Regions from separate parts of the Homo sapiens genome. Here region 2 is linked to region 1. A link is a loop called in an ENCODE intact Hi-C map of the cell type or tissue named here. Cell type or tissue: CD4-positive, alpha-beta T cell. All regions are shown on one strand. Each heading gives the region's core, and the rest is flanking DNA. Links, peaks and the distances in the headings are about the cores only.

Region 1 (2,917 bases), core at 232-2,731:
GTGCCAGACATACGTCTAGCACCCTGCGTACTTGATATTGAATCTGCACTAGCAACTCTATGCAGTACGTATTATTATTACTTCTTGTTTACAGATGAGGAAACAGAGGCCCCGGGAGGGTAGGCACCCCTGTAAAGGTCATACGGTTCGGGAAAGAGTCAGGATTTGGATTCAGCCTGACTGCACAGCCCCCACACTCCTAATCACAGCATTGTCCTTCCCCCTGCCAGAAACTTGGTTTGCAGTATTTCTACTGAAACGTGACATTTTACCTGCCCTCATGGAGGTATGATCTTTTTGGAGAGAAAAGATAGCAACAATTCAACACAGACACCACACCAAAGGTTCTTGAGATGGAACAGAATGCAGGCCCCAGGGACTCAAAGTCATTTTTCAGCATGGGAAGACTTGGCACCGAGTCTGTATCACAGGATGAGCAGGGCTGTGCAGAGAAAACCCAGAGGACTGGAGGGTGGGCTTTGGGAGGAGCAAGTCAATTTATCTCTTGGGCTTCATTTTCCTCATTGGGAGCATTGAGGAAGAGTAAGGGTGGGAGGGAGGGGTGGGTTGGCAAATGTTTTCCCAAGTCCCTGGGGTTGGTGGGTGGAGTTTAAGCCAATTGCTGATGGCTTTGCCACCAGGTGGCAAAGTTTAGACTTTGTCTAGAAGAAGTGGGGAGCCATGAGGGGTTTTGAGCAGTGGGACATGAAAGTATTGCTTTGGGAAGTTGGAATCCAGGAGGCTTTTATCTTCCAGTCTTGCTTCTCTGGAGACTGATGTCCCAAGAGAACATGCCTGGCCGCTTAGCTCCGTGGAGTTTATGCTCTGGGAGACCCTGATGGGGAGATCCTCATTTCGACTGGTCACATTAATACTACTTTTCGAGTGTGAAAGGTTGAGTCAAGGTTTGGACTTCTGGCAGGTTCTCGCCTTTGGCTGGTGTTCCGCCTTTGAGATGGTCCCACTACTTTCACTCAGCGTCCCTACCCCACACACATCTCCCCCTCTACACAGACACTAAGGGCTCCTCATGGGGTTTCATTATTGGTTTTTAGCGGATGTTCCTCTAACTCGGTGCATTTCCTCAAGCCAACGTCTATTCCACTATCATGGGGAAATTAATATAGAAATTTCCTCCTTTGTATCATCAATTTCAGAGGATGTATGTTCCCGGCTGATGGCCCTCCCCTCTATTTGCATAACAGCAGGTAAACAATACTGCCACCTAGTGGGAGCTCAAGGTGTGACCTTCGGAGCTCCTCCTCCTGACCCCGGGACATTATTTCTATTACTGTTAATATTTAAACTAATGGGCAGTTCTGAGCTCAGTGCTCTTCCCAGTGAGTGGATCCACGTGGATTTTCACGTCTCCTTCTCATTCTCTTAAAACTTGGAGTTACAAGTGTCAGAGAAGCTGTTTTGTGTACGCAGAACGATTGAAACAGGTGCAGGGAGTTTTACCTACTTTACTTTGACTTTTGCTCACAGCAGTCCAGGTAGGTAACTGGATTCCCGTTTTATACGTGAGGAAACCCAGGCTCAGTAAGATTAAGTAACTTGGAACTTTACTGAGCACCTAACGTGCCCAACTACGTCCTGGACTACCTAGGTAGTATGGGGATTGTGGCCTGTTTTCCTCTAAGAATGCGCTGTCCAGACACAGTGGCAAGGCGTAGTTAGCTCCTGGCCAACTTGTAGAGGAGAGGAGAGACCCTTGCACACTGCAGTAGTGCAGCAAGACTGCTTGGATGGAAGAAGTGGGTCTGGAGCTAGGATTCGAAAGGTGGCATGGGAAGAGAATGTTTGGCGGATGAAGGCACAGAGGCGGCGCTAGTGCTAGGGATGTCCGGGGGCGAGGAAAGACTTGCTGATCTTGGGCTGTGCCAGGTGTTGTGGGTTGAGGGGTCTGGGATACAGAGCCTGCGAGAGCTAGGTTGAGAGCTCCAGGGAGTCACTGCGACTACTTCCTTGCTCCATTTGTGAACTGAGAAGTAAGACTCGTTTGATGGACGAAATTTAAATAATGCAGAAATATATTAAAGTAAAAAAAAAAAAAAAAGAGAAAATCTCCTACCAGGCCTATTCTCCCCCAGAAAACATGATTAATAGTTAAACGTTTGGGGTACATGCTTTCAGAAGATTTTCTTTGCCTGTATATAGATATATATGTCTATTCAAGTATATAAAAATTAATACATGCATATGTAGTGTGATTTATTTTAATAGGGTTATGTTTTAACTATTATTTTATAATTTCCTTGTCATCAAAAATTCAAAAATATATCACAGTCATCTTTTAACTTAAACCTTTTACTATGGAAAATTTTAAACATATGCAAACCTAGAACAGTATAATAAATCTCCCTCAGCTTCAACATTTATCAATACATAATCAATTTTGTTTTCTCCCTACCTCACTCCATAGGTTCTCCTGAACTGGATTATTTTAAATAAAGCTCCAGACATCATACATTGCATCTGTAAATACATCTGTATCGATCTCAAAGACACTTTTAAAACATATATAACCACAGTGCCATTATCACATTAAAGAAACCTGTATTCTTTCATATCATCAAATAGCTAATTAGTGTTCAAATTTTTCCACTTGTCTCATAAACTTTGAACAGCTGATGTGCTTGAATGATGATTCAAATAAGGTCTATACGTTGCATTTGAGTGCTGTTTTTTATGTCTCATTCCATTCATAGATTTCTACTCCCTCCTTTTTCTTTTTTTGTTTTTGCCATTTCTTTTTTTGTTGAAGAAACTAGTCATTGTCCTGTAAAGTTTCCCACATTTTGGATTTTGCTGATTGTATTCCCATGGTGTCTTTTAACCTGTTCCTCTGGCCCTATATTCCTTGTAAACTGGTAATGAGTTCTAGGTGCTTGAGCAGAATTAGATTTGATTTCTT
Region 2 (2,917 bases), core at 100-2,599, 800 kb before region 1:
TTTGCAGAAACCTGCCACTACTGTAATGGGATTGGAAAATATCTGTTATCACTGCTGTTATCACTACTGTGGTCTGTTACCTACATTCATCATTTTTTAAAAAGCTAAATTTCAGTTGGAAGTTAGTGAAGATAAAGACGTAAGCCTTTTCCCAACCAAAGTCATGGACCCCTTTGAATTCTACCTATTAATCTCTTGGTGAAGGGAAGGGGGTGTCTGTGGACTCCAAGTTAAAAGGATTTGTTTTAGAACAGTGTTTCTCGCAGTGTGGTTCCAGCACCAGCGATATTAGCATTATCTGGGAAACTATCAGAAATGTAAATTCTTGTCCCCACCCCAGCAGATTTACTGAATCAGAAACTCTGGGGTGGGGCCCAGCAATCTGTGCTTGAATAAGCCTCCAGGTGAGTCTGCTATGAGCTCAAGTTTGAGAACCACTGCCTTAGAGTTGGGTAGGATACAATCTCCGAAGCAGAATGCATGGCCAAGATGACTCCTTCCCCTCAAAGTCTTAGAGAATGATCTATTGCCTATTTTCCTGCTCCACTTCCTTCAGACTAACTCTGAATCTGGGGTAGACTGTGGTTTGGAGTTTAAAAACCCGAGATCCTTGTTAATGCGTAATGAAGTGCTACAAAGCAGCTTCTGTCACAAGGGTGGTATAAAATACAGCTGCAGGGACAGCGGTTAAAGTTTCACTCTTTTATGGACATAAAAAATAATTGGCCTTCTAATTATCTCCATAAAAGTGAGAAAACTTGCCTGGCTTATTGGCATCTTTATTAGCACTAGGAAATAATTAGACATCCTTAATAGCTTTCTAATGATCCCTAGAGGAGGGAGCCATTTTTAGGGCATCTGCTGCCATGATTGGGTCATTATGGAGCCCTTCAGACCTGGTCTACACAGAGTGGAGTGCTTGCACATTCATCAGTGCCCGGTACTGGCTTTGGATCTCTGATGGCTCACGTGCCAGGAAAGGCGTATCTCTCATGGGCCCATGACTCTTTCCGGAGCCTTGGCAGCATCTGTCCCTGGTCTGGGAAGAGGACCCTCACTATGGTGGACTGACAAGGGGGGCTGATTATTTATGGATAGGTGAACCTCCTCTGGTCCTATCTTTTTAAGGAACTTGGAGCATGTTTATTCTATACCAGTCTCCTTTGGGAAAGATTGCTAGGCTTGTAACATTGCAATTCTCAGACCCCAAAGCACAAGCTTTGAAAAACTGAAGTCGTATTGGTAAGCAGGACAGTGGTTTTCCACCTGGTTGGTACATGGCACCCTTGCAGGTTTGGGGTCTCTGGAGGATTGAGCTTTAGGGCTGAGTGTTAGGGAGGAACGGAATCTCCAAGTGGAGGGAATCCGAGCCTACGTTTCTCCAGCAGGTGGCGCCATAACTTTACCTTCCGCGTCTCCGTCGCCTGCGATGGAAGCCGAATTTGCAGGCAGTGATGTGAGGCAGCTGTCTGGGAATCCTCTCCTCTGTATTTAGGGCTTTAATATCTCATAGAAACCCACATCATCTTCTCTCCAACTGACCTTCTCCAAGCCACTCTCATCCCCAAACCCTCGATATTTCTGATTCTTTATCTGAGAATCGTGAACAACCCTTCATAAACATGTCAGAAATACTGACGGTCCTTCCAGACCTGGAACACTGTGGAAGAGTTTGGGCAAGTCATAAATGATGCTCTCGATCACTCCCACATTCTGCGACTGTCCCCAGACCCTCCGCCTCTTCTCAGAGGTCTGCCATCAGGATCTTCAGCGTGTATGATTTGCTTACTTTGTCAGCCTAATCATAAGGTAACTTGAGCTCATAGCAGACTCACCTGGAGGCTTATTCAAGCACAGATTGCTGGGCCCCACCCCAGAGTTTCTGATTCAGTAAATCTGCTGGGATGGGGGGCAAGAATTTACATTTCTGATAGTTTCTCAGATAATGCTAATATTGCTGGTGCTGGAACCACACTGCGAGAAATACTGTTCTAAAACAAATCCTTTTAACTTGGAGTCCACAGACACCCCCTTCCCTTCACCAAGAGATTAATAGGGTTTTTAAACATCTCTCAGGGGTTAGGTAAAGCCACAAGGCAGATGATCATCTGGATTTCACTCTGAACAGTGTTTGGAAAGATGGACTCTGGACCGATAAGGTTGGAGCATACATACATATGTGTGTGTGTGTGTGTGTGTGTGTGTGTGTGTATATATATATATATATTTTTTTTTTTTTTTTTTTTTTTTTGAGAAAGAGTCTCAGTCACCCAGGCTGGAGTGCAGTGGTACCATCTGAGCTCACTGCAACCTCCACCTCCCAGGTTCAAGCAATTCTCCTGCCTCAGCCTCCCGAGTACCTGGGATTACAGGTACAGGCCACCATAACTGCCTGATTTTTGTATTTTTAGTAGAGATGGGGTTTGACCATGTTGGCCAGGCTGGTCTCGAACTCCTGACCTCAAGTGATCTGCCTGCCTCGGCCTCCCGAAGTGCCAGGATTACAGGCATGGGCCACTGCGCCGGACCAAGAGCATATATTTTTACACATGTTTACACCTTACTACATGAGTTAGGACTGATCCTGGTTTTACAGAATCTCAGAGTTCACTTACCTAATTCAATTGCTTACCCAATGCAGGCATCCTTCCTGCAATTTGACAACTTGATAGCAGCAGGGTCCCTTCCAGTTTGCAGATGATGTTCATAGCTCTTTAATGCTCACTGCAACCCTGTGAGGAACACTGGTGAAGTGACTCACCCAAGGACTCCTAGCTACTAAGTGGCAGGATTTATTAGTGTCATCTGACTTCAAGGTCAGCACTCTGTGCAACACAGCTACCTCCCCATCATGCTTGGTAAATGTTTCTCCACTTCTTTTCTTTTCTTTTCTTTTTTTTTCTTGAGACAGAGTCTC

What was found. Hi-C counts contacts between places; a loop is a spot of excess contacts. Peaks named below come from ENCODE experiments on the same cell type or tissue, not always from the same donor. Only the 100,000 strongest peaks of a DNase experiment are listed, where the experiment ranks them.
Region 2: it touches region 1 in a loop (26-fold over the local background); 7 of 110 quality-filtered maps call a loop at or near these places.

Annotation. Positions count from the first base shown.
Region 1 is chr2:45,777,561-45,780,477 of GRCh38, forward strand. All of the region lies in intron 1 of PRKCE (protein kinase C epsilon), which reads left to right. Among named protein-coding and RNA genes, the nearest start is that of PRKCE-AS1, 100 kb to the left of the region's middle. RefSeq lists an enhancer at 1,070-1,364 and a silencer at 1,146-1,235. In CD4-positive, alpha-beta T cell, for the core only: CTCF peaks have their summits at 1,231 (motif pointing left) and 1,441; a DNase peak (open chromatin) is centred at 1,201.
Region 2 is chr2:44,980,401-44,983,317 of GRCh38, forward strand. No RefSeq gene overlaps it. Among named protein-coding and RNA genes, the nearest start is that of SIX2, 28 kb to the right of the region's middle. In CD4-positive, alpha-beta T cell, for the core only: CTCF peaks have their summits at 1,369 (motif pointing right) and 1,571; a DNase peak (open chromatin) is centred at 1,401; H3K27me3 peaks cover 481 bases.